Linked DNA regions of Homo sapiens: region 2 is linked to region 1. The links are chromatin contacts, found by Hi-C or POLR2A ChIA-PET in ENCODE. All regions are on one chromosome and are shown on one strand. The core of a region is the stretch at or near the end of the contact, and the rest is flanking DNA. Distances in the headings are between cores, read along the strand shown. Region 1 has its middle 51 kb from the start of FLJ20712. Region 2 overlaps BMPER (BMP binding endothelial regulator).

Region 1 (6,376 bases), core at 1,328-3,827:
GATTTGGTCATTTGCCTATATAGCAAGCTCATTATTTTTCAACTTAGAAAATGTTAGGGAGCCATGGTAATGATCCAAATCCATTTAGGTTTGGCAAGCCTGTAAACTTTCAAGCTCATTGAAAACAAACCCAAACAACAAAAGATAACAAGGGTTGACAAGGATATGGAGAAAAGGGAACCTTGTACACGGTTGGTAGGAATGTAAATTGATACAGCCATTATGGAATACAGTAGGTTCCTCAAAAAATTAAAACTAGAACTACCATATGATCTGGAAATTCCTCTGCTGGGTATATATTCAAAGAAAATGAAATCAGTTTCTCAAAAATACATCTGCATTCCTATGTTGATAGCAGCACTATTCACAGTAGCCAAGATATGGAATCAACCTAAGTGTCCATCAACAGATGATTGGATAAAGAAAATGTGGTGTGTATACACAATGGAGTAATGGAGTACTATTCAGCTTTTAAAAAGAAGGAAAAAAGAAGGAAATCCTGTCAAGTGCAACAACACACATGAATCTGGAGGACATTATGCTAAGTGAAATAAACCACACATGGTAAGACAAATATTATATGATTTCACTTATCGGTGGCATCTAAAACAGTCAAACTCATAGAAGCAGACAGTAGAATAGTAGTTTCTGGGAGATGCTGATCAAAGAGCAGAAAGTTTCTGTGAAGTTCTGGAGAACTAATGTACAGTATGGTGGCTATAGTAAATGGTACTGTATTATATACTTGAAATTTGCTAAGAGAGGAGATGTTCTCACTATACACATGCACACAAAGCTAACTCCATGAGGTGGTAGATATACCAATTAGCTTGATTGTGATCCTAATTTCACAACATCTACATATATCAAAGCATCATGTTGAACACTGTAAGTACAGAATATTTTTTGTATATCTCAATACAGCTGAGGGAATAAAGACAGAAAACAAAATGCAAGAGGCTTGAAAATGGTCAGTGTAATTTGGAAATGAAGGGAAGGTTTTGAAACAGACTCTTTTCATCAAGAGTCCCCAGTGTCCTAGTGATATGGTTTGGCTGTGTGACCATCTTGAACTGTAGTTCCCATAATCCCCACATGTCATGAGAGGGACCTAATGGGAAGTAATTGAATCATGGGGGTGGTTACCTCCATGCTGTTCTTGTCACAGTGGATGAGTTCTCACAAGATCAGATGGTTTTATAAGGGATTTTTCCGCTTTTGCTCAGCACTTCTTGTTCTTCTCTTTCTTGCCTCCATGTGAAGAAGGATGTGTTTCTTCCCCTTCCGCCATGATTGTAAGTTTCCGGAGGCCTACCCAGCCATGCAGAACTTTGAGTCAATTAACCCTCTTTCCTTTATAAATTACTCAGTCTTGGGTATTTCTTCATAGCAGCATGAGAATGGACTAATACACCTAGATTCAATGTGGTTTTAGCTTGCTTATCTTGAAGATGATGATGAAACATCTTCTTGCCACTCTAGGCCTATGGCAAAGTGGTTTTCAGGCTGTATTCCCGGGAATCCTATGGTTCCTTGGAGGATTCCCCATGGAGATCCTTTTGGAGGAAGGGTATGGTTAACCTGGAGAGGCTCTCAACAGTCTTTCCCTCATACTCTTCACCCTTGCAGGCCTCCACTTTAATCAGAACACCTCCACTTTTATTGCTTTTATGTATTGACTTTCTCTATTTGCTTTAGCTTGAAGCAGTTACATTGCAACTAACACCAATTTTTAAATCTAGGCTATGGGAATGGTAGCTCTTGGAATCCAATACAAAAAGCCCTCCCACAACGAGAATGGCCTTAAGGTTAATGACTTGGAGAGTTTCACCTGAGGGGGTATGAGCAAAGATTTAGGGAAGCATGTTTCACTTTCCAAAATCATGTCAGCTTTCATGACTAAAAAAGAACAAAACCATTGTGAACACAGAGCACATTAGAAAAAGAACAAAGTGTGGCAACACCACCAGTGAGATCAGACTGCGTTTAGCCACAGACTCACTGATTGGAGTTTTCTGATGAGGCAGACAGAGTTGTGGAAGGCTGCCAGGAAATTCTGGACATCAAATTGCTTTTGCTAAGCCAGCCCAGCGGTGTAGTAAAGAGCTGAGGAGTCCCAGGAGAGGGTTGGGAAAGGATCAGTCTCTGTTTCTTTACCCCTGATGTGGGCCTTTTTCGATTAGGAAGTTGAGTGTAAAGGAAGTTATCGGGGGTGAAATCAACTCAGCAAGAAACCTTTTTAGACCAAAGCCCAAGGAAAACTAATAAAACCAGTTGGGCTGCTTCATGCTTATCATACGTTGTGCATGTATGTAGATCAACTGGCTTTACGGCAAGCACAAACACCCCAAAACAAAATCTCAGTTGTGCAAAAGGATTTCTAAGTCCCCAAAGAATGATGGCTGGGTTCTTTCAAGGAACAATGGCTACATGAAACTCTAGTACATCAAATATCTGACACACTATTTCTAAATTAATGATTGAAATGAAAAGTTGCTTAAGGTATGAATTGGGGATTATATTCGGCTGGGAGAAACCGAGGCCCCCAAGGCAGAGCCCTACACAGATGACTGGTTCAATTTTTCTTAGGTAAGAAGCAGTCTGTAGCATGCAGCTGTGATCATGGAGTTGTCCTCAGGGACATTGAGATCCAGGTTCTTGGAGTTCTCTTGGCTTTGTTTACCACTGACCAAGATTATTCCCACTTCTCCTCTGGCATCTTCCCCATGTTCTAGGCAAGCAAAGGGGGCAGATGAAGCATGAAACAGCTGGAGACAGCTGAGTCTGTGCTCCGTCTTCTTCCTCTGCTCCTGTCCCCACATTTTAAGGAGATTTTCTGAAAACTTCATCCAATGACTTCAGCTTATATAACTTCGCTAGAACTATATCACATGCTATTCCATCTGCACAGGAGGAATGTACGTATTGCCTTCTAGCTGGGTATGGTGTTGTCCGCAACAAAGGTGGGACCCATTTCTAAGGAAGAAGGGGAGACAGCATAACAGTTTGACAACCAGCAGTGCCTGCCAGACCTATCAGAAGATTCTCTCCTTCTGGCTCCTGGGGATACATCCATACTACCTCCTGGCCTGCTCTATTCCACTCTTTAAATTACTGTACTCAGCTCTTGCTGTGGTTTTCTTTTGCTTTTTTTTTGTAACAGATTCTGCTTTCTATCTATCTTTTTTTTTTTTTTTTAAATTGAGATGGAGTCTCGCTCTGTCACCTAGGCTGGAGTGCAGTGGTGCAATCTCAGCTCACTGCAACCTCCACCTCCTGGGTTCAAGCAATTCTCCTGCCTCGGCCTCCTGAGTAGCTGGGATTACAGGCACATGCCACCACGCTTGGCTCATTTTTTTGTAGTTTTAGTAGAGACGGGGTTTCACCATGTTGGTCAGGCTGGTCTCGAGCTCCTGACCTCATGATCTGCCCTCCTCAGCCTCCCAAAGTGCTGGGATTACAGGTGTGAGCTACTGTGCCCAGCCAACAGGTTCTGCTTTCTTTCATGACCTCAGGTTCCTCATTGGAATACCACCCCATGCAAATTTAGGTAACAGGCACATCTCTTCTCTGGCTAACAGTGCTTACAAGTGCAGCTCAGGCTGAGTCACATTGTTGAATTCAGGCCTTTGCAGATGAAGCAGATGGTGCCAGGCTTGGGAGAACTGATTGGTGACTACTGGGCTTCCTTGAAGGTTTTGCTGTCATAAGGTCAAAGGTGCACCAGTGCTGAGGTCACAGTTTGTTCACGTGTAGCCATTGTTCTACTGACACAGCTAAGAAGTGACGCACTTCTCACCTCGGTTGTGCTAGAAACTGCTCTTATTAATTTCTTATGAGTTCTCTGGCTAAATCCCTACAGCAGATGTTTAAAACTTACTCTACCTTCCAGAACTCTGACTGTATTCTTGCCCCCTTCTCAGTCATAGGTGACCTCAAATCTTACTTTACAAAAAAATTTAAAAAGATGAGGTCATTTGACTTGAGCTATGTCCTTTGCACCCCAGAAATCACTGTATTTTCACCCTTTCTCTTGTTTCATTTTGATTTTGAGAAATCTAGTCCCTTCTTTGTTCCATTGCTGGGCTCTTCCCATAGCTCTTGACACCATCCCTGATGCCATCCCTCTTACTTCCTTAGTGCCTTGTGTCACCATCTAGCCCTTTCTTTCTTGCATGTTCAGTCCCTTCATTTCAACGGGTGCCTTCTTATTTGCTTACAGACCATGGCTACTGTGGTCTAGAGGAAGCTTCTCTCTGTCCTGCTGTCCCGTAAGTTCCTGCTTATTCTCTCCCTCACTCTTTTTTCCAGCAGGTGGCTGCATCCCGGCACCCAAGGGCCATCTCCTGATCTCCTGTGGGATGGCCCTCTCCACACAGCATACACGAGCACTCTCTCTCTCTCCCTCTCTCTCTCCCTCTTTAGGTTCTAGTACCCACTCCCTCCCTTTCACACTTAGGAGTGGTAAGTGCCTAGGAAACAAACACACACACACAAACACACACGAAGGAAATCTAAAAGTTAGCAGCTGCTTGCTCTGACTTTAGAGATTATGAATGATTTTAAAAAGTATGTTTCTTTATCTTGTATATACTTTTTGATTTTTTTACGCCAACCATGGGTTGTTTCATAATCAGAAAAAGAACATAAACTTGGATAAATGTCCATCTACTTGGAAAAGCCAAAGAGAGAGAACAGAAGCCAGGAGAAGAGGGCTCAGACTTTGTTCTTTTATAACTCACTAAATAACATTAGACTGGGCTACTTCATTCATAAAAATCTATAAAATGGGAAACAGACCACTTACTTTCCATACATCCCAGGGCTTTTATGAAGATTTAATAAATTAATCTATGTTAGAGCAATTCTTAAATTATCTGTGGGAAGGACTAGTTTGTTTCTTTCCTTTTTTAAAAAATAAATTAAAGTCTGTAGTTATTTCTGTTTCCTTAGGTTTTTACCAAATGTCCTTTGTCTGTTCCAGGATTCCCTCCAGGACACCACATTGCATTTTCTCATCATGTATCTGTAGCTCCTCTTGGCTGTGACTGTTTCTCAGACTTGCCTCTTTTTTGATGACCTTGACGGTTTTGAAGAGTACTGGTCAAGTATTTTGTAGAATGCTCCATTGTTGGAGTTTGTGTGATTTTTTTTTTTTTTTTTTTTTGGTCATACGAATGGAATTGGCTGGGTGCAGGCATAATGGCTCACACCTGTAAATCCAGTGCTCTGGGAGGCTGAGGCAGGAGGGATGCTTGAGGCCAAGAGTTCAAGAAAAGCCTGGGCAACATAGCAAGGGCCTGTCTCAACAAAAATAAATTTTAAAAATTAGCCAGGCTTGCTGGTGTGCACCTGTATTCCCAGTTACTTAGGAGACTGAGGATGGAGGATTGCTTGAGCCCAGGAGCTTGAGGTTGCAGTGAGCTATGATTGTGCCACTGTACTCCAGCCTGGGCAACAGAGCAAGACCCTGTCTCTAACATTAAAAAAACTGGAATTAAGGGTTATTAGCAGGAACACTACAGAGGTAAAGTGACATTTTTATTACATCATATTTAACGGCACAAACTATCAGCATGACTGTTGATGTTGACCTTGATCACCTAGCTGCAGTATTTGTTTCTTTTTTATTTCCATTTTACATAAGGTCCAATTGTGTACAACATAGTTGATGCGACAAACAACTCACCATGCAAGCTCAAACAAACGAGGTCCCTAGTCACTTGCTTGGAGGTTTTGGCCATGTCAAATTGCCATAGAGTTTCTAAATGCTTACTTTCAACTTTCCTAGTTACCTTAACACAGACCGGGAACAATGCACAGACAGGCCTGGGGCTGTGGCCACACTCTGAGTGGCATTGCACTAATGCACACATCACAGAAGGTTTCCATAAATAATTTTAAATCAAACGAGATGATTCAGAAACAAAAGGTAAATTTGGTTGGAATCTTGAAATTATAGCAGTCAGGGTGCGAAGAGGTATTGGTGAGAATCCTTGGAATCCCTTGTCCTGCAGATGCGGAAGCTGAGTCTTGGGACATGTGAGACTTGGGTGCCACATGGGAACTCAGCAGCAAGCTGACACTAAGCCCAGGTCTCCTGTCCCCACCAGGGGTCTTCCCACCATCTGCTGCTAATCAGAATCATTTCAGGTCCCCCACGAGGAAGAGCAGGGAAGAGCTCAGTGTAGGGGGAAGGGGGAGGGGGCTTAAATCTACAGCAAAGCTCAATTTCTCCCCGACTTTCTAACCTCTCACTACCCCATTAAAACTTAAATGAACAGCTGAGAAATCCAAAATGTTTGAGGAGAGGCAGAGGGGCTTACTTGGATGTAACTGGGATTCTGATAATTGGGGGTAATTTACGCTTTCGGGA
Region 2 (6,529 bases), core at 3,014-5,513, 160 kb after region 1:
GCCTGCAGATTCTTCCCAGGAGTCTTTTGGAAGTGTTCTCTGCCGCACCGACCCCATCCCACATCCCAGCTGTTGGAGTCTCTTCTGTTAGGAAGAGAGAAGGGTTGACTGAGGCATTTGGGCCCAGTAAAGGCAGGACGCCACCATGAACCCTCTCGGTTCACATGCCTGGCAGAGTGAGTTGCAACCTACCTGTTGGTTTTTTGTTTGCTTTTGGGAACTGAGCACGGTGGCAGAGCTGCATCTGTGACAGGGCCCACGGGGCTCGATCCCTGGCTCTGCGTGTTCCCTCCATTCCAGTTACACAAATGTGCTGTTGCCAGCAGACCCTTTGCTTATACGACGCGCAGTCTAATAAAAAACAGGCAGTGCTACTCTCTTTTGGGCTACTATTTTTATTTGGTGGTTGTTTTTTTTTGTGTTCTGCCATCTCTAATGTTTTGGTTCCATTTCAAAATATGATTAAACAGAATGAGGAGCTGTTTGACACTGCCCTGTTTTAAATCAGACTTCTACTTGAGCAGCCAGGACACTCTAATGGCCTGTGTTTCTTTGTTCCGTGAGTTTCTTGAAAAAGCCAAAAAAAAAAAAAAAAAAAAAGCCAGACCTAAATCCTTAAACAGAATAGGACCCAAAACAATCCCTCCAACAAACTAAAGCCCATTAAAAAAAAATGGAATAGTTAGGTAACGTAAATATCAGAAGGGCCTCCTTATTAATCCCCCATTGCCTCTGCTGGCACGTGTCATATTTTCAAGGTATAGGATCAGGAGAACACTGTCATTTAGTGATGTATTAGGGCCATATATCATCAGAACATCGTCTTTGTAGGGGATATGGGTACTAAAAGACACGATTCTGGCCAGACAGAACCTCAGGGGGTCTTACTTCTTTCCTCCACCCCCCTGCCTTTTTCTTTAATCTCCCTCTGTTTTGTGTTGCAGAGAAGTGAATTTCTTCATGGGATATGACTTGTTGCAAAATAATCGGGGGGCCCCAGTGGGCTTCATAAAGTCTTTTTAAATGTTCGGGCTTCAAGGGCAGCTTTGTTCAGAGTTTGCACTGTGAGCTGGGCCGGAGGAGGCGTGTTTGCCAGGGCCTGGGTCTCTGGGGTAAAGACTCGTTGAGCCTAGACAGGAGGGAAAAAGAATAACACTCCCAGATGGAGTGCAATGAATTGCATGATGTTCTTGCAAGACATTTTAACATTAAGTCTACAAAATTATGGCCGTGGGATGCTGCAAGCCTCCCAAGAGAGTACACTCTTCTGCTCAAATCAAAGAAGAAATGAGAGGACTTGGCAGGTTCGGGTCCAGGTTTTGGTCAGCCTTGCAAATGACCAGGCACTCAGAGACTGGGACTTGTTTTGAGTTTTTAAGTCAGAGATTTAATCTGTCTTTCCTAAAAGGCATTATTTTTACTTCTGTGTTCAGAATGAAACCATAAAGCACCAAGGTTTATAAAGGTCTGAAAATGGGGTGCTCAACAAAGGCAAACATTTAAATTCTTAGCTGCAAGGGAAAGGTGGCTCACTTAGCCTCTAAATGAAGCTATATAGCATAGTGATGAAATCATAGGCTTTGATATCAGAGTCCTGGGTTTGAATCTCTGCCCTGGCTAGCTATGTAAACCTGGGTGAGCCGTTTAACCTCTCCGTGCCTCAGTTTACTTACCTATAAGATGTGATGGGAAGTAAATCAGTGCCTTCTTCAGGCTTGTTTGCAAGGGTTAAATGACAAAATACACAAAACATTTTCAGCATGGTGGGGCATATAATAGATTTCCTATAAATGTCAGGTGTTATTATTCTTAATAGTTCAGCAACCTGCCTGGAAAACACTATGTTACTTCATTGTTTGGTTAGAGATGGATCAGCTTTGTTTGTGGCCCTGACTATGGAAGGGATTTGCAAAAGCAGTGGAGGTTGGGGTTGCAGAAAGGTCTGGAAATGCCACTTTACGTTAAGGGCTTGAGGTATATTGTGCAAAGGGCCACAGTTGACACCTCCCATCTCTTGGACTAAACTCAGTTGGGAAAGAGGTCTTGGGTGAAACCACTTCTTTCAGCTGGGGAGTTTGGGTCCTTTTCCCTTTCAGCTTCATGTTCTTCATCTTAGAAATGGTTTTCTTCATGTTGTCTTTCTATTTTTTTTCAAGTTCTGTTGAGTTGAGAGACATGACCCAGAGCCTTGGACTTGTACACTTAGGGTTTGTGGCTGACCAAACTGCCTTTTATTTTTTTCTTCCAGATATTTCTGTGTAAGAGTTATGGGGAAGTCAATTTTACTATCAGTAATGAAGAATGAGCAAGCAAAAGCTTAATTAAAATAATAAATCATCAATCAAATTTAATACTGCCATTGGCAACCACTGGGCTATCTCAGGGCCCCCCTACCCATGCTCCATTATTATTTTCCAAGAGACTGAGAACAGACTTTGTCCAAAGGAGACAGGCTGGAGCAGGTATAAGCTTGCATTCTCTCCTGTCTGTGAGTTCATGCTCGTTTGCTCAGGATTTCCCCTGACCGAATGTTCTAGAGAGGTCATCACTTCATTTTACAATTTCCAATGATCAGAACTGCTGATAAGCAATGAAATCTCACTGGGTTCAGTGGCTCACAGCTATAATCCCAGCACTTTGGGAGGCCGAGGTGGAGGATCACTTGAACCCAGGAGTTTGAGACCAGCCTGGGAAACATAGTGAGGCCTTGTGTCTACAAAAAAATAAAAATAAAAATAAATTAGCAAGGCATGGTGGTACATGCCTGTAGTCCCAGCTACTTCTGGAGGCTGAGATGGGAGATTGTTTGAGTTTGGGAGCTTGAGGCTGCAGTGAGCCATGGTTGTGCCTCTGCATTCCAGCCTGGGTGATGGAGCAAGACCCTGTCTCAAAGAAAAGCAATGAAATCTGGCCCCTTTGGGTCTTTGGTTGCTGCCAACACACTTCTTTTTTCAGCTTTTGTTTCCGTCTCTTCATTCTAGAACCTTGGCTTAAAGTCTGGTCTGCTTACCCAAGTCCTGGGTAATCCCTTACATGGTACCTCTCATAGGTTACCTTGTACTAGGGCAGAAACGTGGCAGGAGACCTCGCCTGTTTGGCCCAGGTGGCCTGTCCAGAAAATCTGCAGACTAGCTTAACTACATACTAGTCTGTTCCTAAAGTCTCAACAGCCTATTGGAGCTAACCTAATTTGAATATGATACTTCTGTACATTTTAGTGCTGTGCTTTACAAACTAACCTTCCCAGCTGATCCCGTAAGCCAGGCTGGGAACTGGGTTCTGTTCCCAGGTCCACTGCTAGCTGCCTCTTTGAGGGATCTGAGACAGCCTCATTGTGTGCCATTTCTCCATCTGCAAATCTTAAGAAACCTGTGAGGATTAATGAAATAATGTCTACAGAGATCTTTAGAAGAAAGCTGCTATGTAAACCTGAAGTATTATTCTTCTGTTTATGAGAAGTGGTATAATATTGCCTGGGAGAAATTGTGACCTGGGTTCAAAAGTGCTAAAAAGTTCTCTTGGGCTCTTTGGGATCTGGAATTGGGTTACAATGGGGATACTTCAAGGAGAAGTTGACTCTTTGACTTCATACATAGAGAGACTAGAAATTCCGATGAGAATATACACGCTGATGTGGGATCAGCTTCCCCTGCTTCCTCCTCCTTGGGGCACTTGAAACAAGACATCCATATTCCTAACAACAAATTCCTATTTGAGCCATCTTGAGACTCTCCACATGGACCACTATTGTGTAAGTTCTCAGATAATAAAAATTTGAGTAAGCATCAAAATGTCCTATTTGTGCTCAGCAATGGTGATGGCTTTTGAATCAAGGTGAAGATCTCTTTCGTGCTTCTCACTGTGCCAGAAGTTACACCACAGTGTTTGTGTGATCTGCTGTTGTCTGTTGTCTTATTTTCCCCAAGAGCTTGTAGGTTTCTGGAGACTAGGAACCTTGCTGTATGATTTCTGTCTCCCTCCCGCAGCACTGAGTATAGTGATACGTGTGCCAAGGCTTTGTTTTTCAGCTTTAGAGCCTCCACTGCTAAGCAACTTTCCCTCTCAGAGTCGCCAGGCTGGGGCATCTATCCCAGGAAATTGGCTATTTGGGATGAATGTGGGTCTACCTCCAGGGGTATTTGTATTTTGGTGGGGAATTCTTGAAGGCAGCAAAATCTGTAAGCTCCTCCCCAACAAAGACTACCGGGATGGAATAACAGGGCACCCCGCCACTTTATTCCCAGCAGTCACACTACCTGGCCTGTGTGCTTCATTGACATATTGAGTATTGTTCACTCGGGCAGAAAAAAATACCACAACCTCACAGCCTTCTTAGTTTCCTGAAAAAAGATCTGTCACTTTGAATTTGCTAGTTTGCCAAATGACAGCTGTTTGCCTCCCAGGCAGGCTTTGCTGTCATCAGAGACAGGGATGGAGGGAAAATAATGCCATCATCTAGGGGAAGGGTCTTGTGTTGATCTTCAACATGGCTAACCAAATGGACGATCAGCAGGCAGACACGAGGTATTTTCATTTTCACTCTTATTTCAAGAGATTTGTGATGGTGTTTCATAGTCTAAAAATAAAGGATCCGCCCGCAGACATTTCTCCCTCCACTACCCTCATCATATTAGCTGCTGCGTTTTCCTCTCCAGATTTTGATTCTATTATTTTTTATTATAAATGAAAGGTCAAGGAATACTTTTCGTATTCCATAATAGGATTGGTTCTGGAAGAATCTTTGAAAAAAAAAATACGTTCAAGACATTGGGGCTGGGAATAGAACGGAAGCATCTCAAAAGCATGTTTTTCTGGTTAAGGAAAGCACACGAGAACGTTTCACAGCGGTGCTCTGCTATCTTCTCTGTACCCCTCCGCCCTACGCTCATGGGAGAGCTCATTTCTCTCCCCATCAGACACTGGGAAATACTCCCAAGGCTCTGGCAGTCTCAAGGCTGCAATTCCTGAGACCGGGGACTCTGTGCTGCCATCTCGTGGCAGATCTCAGACACAGCAAGCTGGCTGCCGGAATCCTGTTTGAACTTGGCTTGCGGCGGGAGCTGTGGTTTGGCTCAAATCCTTATAGAGCTTTGTTGCCAGTCATGTTGATTTTTAAAAAATGTTTTACTCCCTATGCCCCCCTTTTAGTTTTTCATGTTGGCACTTCATTTAATGTGCCTCCAGAGGCTACATTTTGGGTTTTGATGTGTTTGGTCAATGTTAAAGAATCGGTTAACTATCTTCCTGAAAGAAGGCAGTAATGCAGACAGACGCCTTTGACAGCAGGTAGACCACTGGCTGGCAACCGTAGAAAGAGGGACACACGGGAGACTAAGAATGAAAGATGCAGTAAGGTTTATTGCTCTTATTCATTGGTTAGGTTTTTTTTTTTTTTTTTTTTAGAGTATTCTGACCTTTTCCTTGAGTGTATTTTTGCTACCATTTCTCTTGTTTAGATCTGGAGAGACTCAAACTCAAGCTGGGATTTGGGGAAAAGTGTTTGAGGATGCCAGTCTGGCTTTCAGAGGCATGATAGGCACATCTCTGTTGATATCCAAATTGGAACAACTTTCCTTGTTACCAGAAAACAGCTGGTGTCTGCAGACCTTCCCATGGTTGGCCATGACACAGGCCCCTGGAGTTGCTCTGCTTTCGTTAGAGAGTTCCTGTCTGGAGCCACCAGGAAGACACCAATCTCCCCTGGGGCCTGAGGGCAGGATCATTATTTTGTTCTCTTCTGCATCCTGAATGCCTGGGAAGGCATTTAAATGACAGGCCTCTATTTGTATTCCAGATCTGTGTCTTGGGTGACCCTGGGCAAGTTTCCTAACATTGATCCCTCCTCTGTAAGATGGCGATCATTGGGAATTTTTGGTGAAAAAAATGCACATAAGATTCTTAGCACAGAGCCTGAACACACAGAGAATGAGTTCAGTAAGTGTGAGCCAGTATTAGAAAATGTTTCTTGAATGAAGATGTGAACGGAATGAGCCCTGAACTTGAGTCACAGTGGTGACACATAGTGCATGTGGGGATGAGGCAGCCCAGGGGGTGAGGGAGTCCTGAAGGCATGGCTTTGCGTGTGCCACTTCTCTCCAGAGCCACTGGCTCAAGAACAAGTGTTTTTGTCTCTTGGCAAAATTGGGAAAGTGAATGGAGTGGTCTTAATTAACCTGTGTTTGAATTTACTCTGTAGCTGCTGGACTCAATTAAGGAAATGGAGGAATCAGGCTCTCACCAGCAATTCCCTGAGCTTTTAAAGTTTTTTCTTGGAAGGCCTGGGATTCCAAAGACTACTCCACATTCACACCAATCAGACACCAGGGCAATGATCAGATATGGCAGTTCTGTACCAATGTGACCGTTGATAGAATATTTAAAAACTCCCAGTGTAATCAGGGGGAAAAAACCCACTAAACCTACAGCTAAGGTTTAGGTTTGTTCTATGTGTGTGTACAAAAAAAAAAAAAAAAAAATCCAGATGTGAATCTACAAACCATCTGGTTGGAATAACTTTTGTGCTGGACTG

Evidence for each region. Hi-C counts contacts between places; a loop is a spot of excess contacts on that map. ChIA-PET counts read pairs that join two places held with the same protein, here RNA polymerase II (POLR2A).
Region 2: a map of vagina shows a loop between it and region 1 (4-fold over the local background). The contact joins two enhancer-like sites. A Hi-C loop is called at or near these places in 5 of 168 maps with a recorded cell type or tissue (adrenal gland, heart left ventricle, heart right ventricle and 1 more) and 1 of 37 single-sample maps with no recorded cell type. POLR2A ChIA-PET finds 5 or more read pairs at or near these places in 2 of 52 experiments (HEK293 and endothelial cell of umbilical vein).

What each region holds. Positions count from the first base shown.
Region 1 is chr7:33,773,309-33,779,684 of GRCh38, forward strand. No RefSeq gene overlaps it. Among named protein-coding and RNA genes, the nearest start is that of FLJ20712, 51 kb to the left of the region's middle. RefSeq lists an enhancer at 1-242. Within about 2 kb of position 2,578, at least 3 of the 41 ENCODE cell types and tissues checked have a DNase peak (open chromatin) inside an H3K27ac peak, as active enhancers do.
Region 2 is chr7:33,928,061-33,934,589 of GRCh38, forward strand. The region is part of intron 2 of BMPER (BMP binding endothelial regulator); the gene reads left to right. Among named protein-coding and RNA genes, the nearest start is that of BMPER, 26 kb to the left of the region's middle. RefSeq lists a silencer at 4,848-5,114. Within about 2 kb of position 4,264, at least 4 of the 41 ENCODE cell types and tissues checked have a DNase peak (open chromatin) inside an H3K27ac peak, as active enhancers do.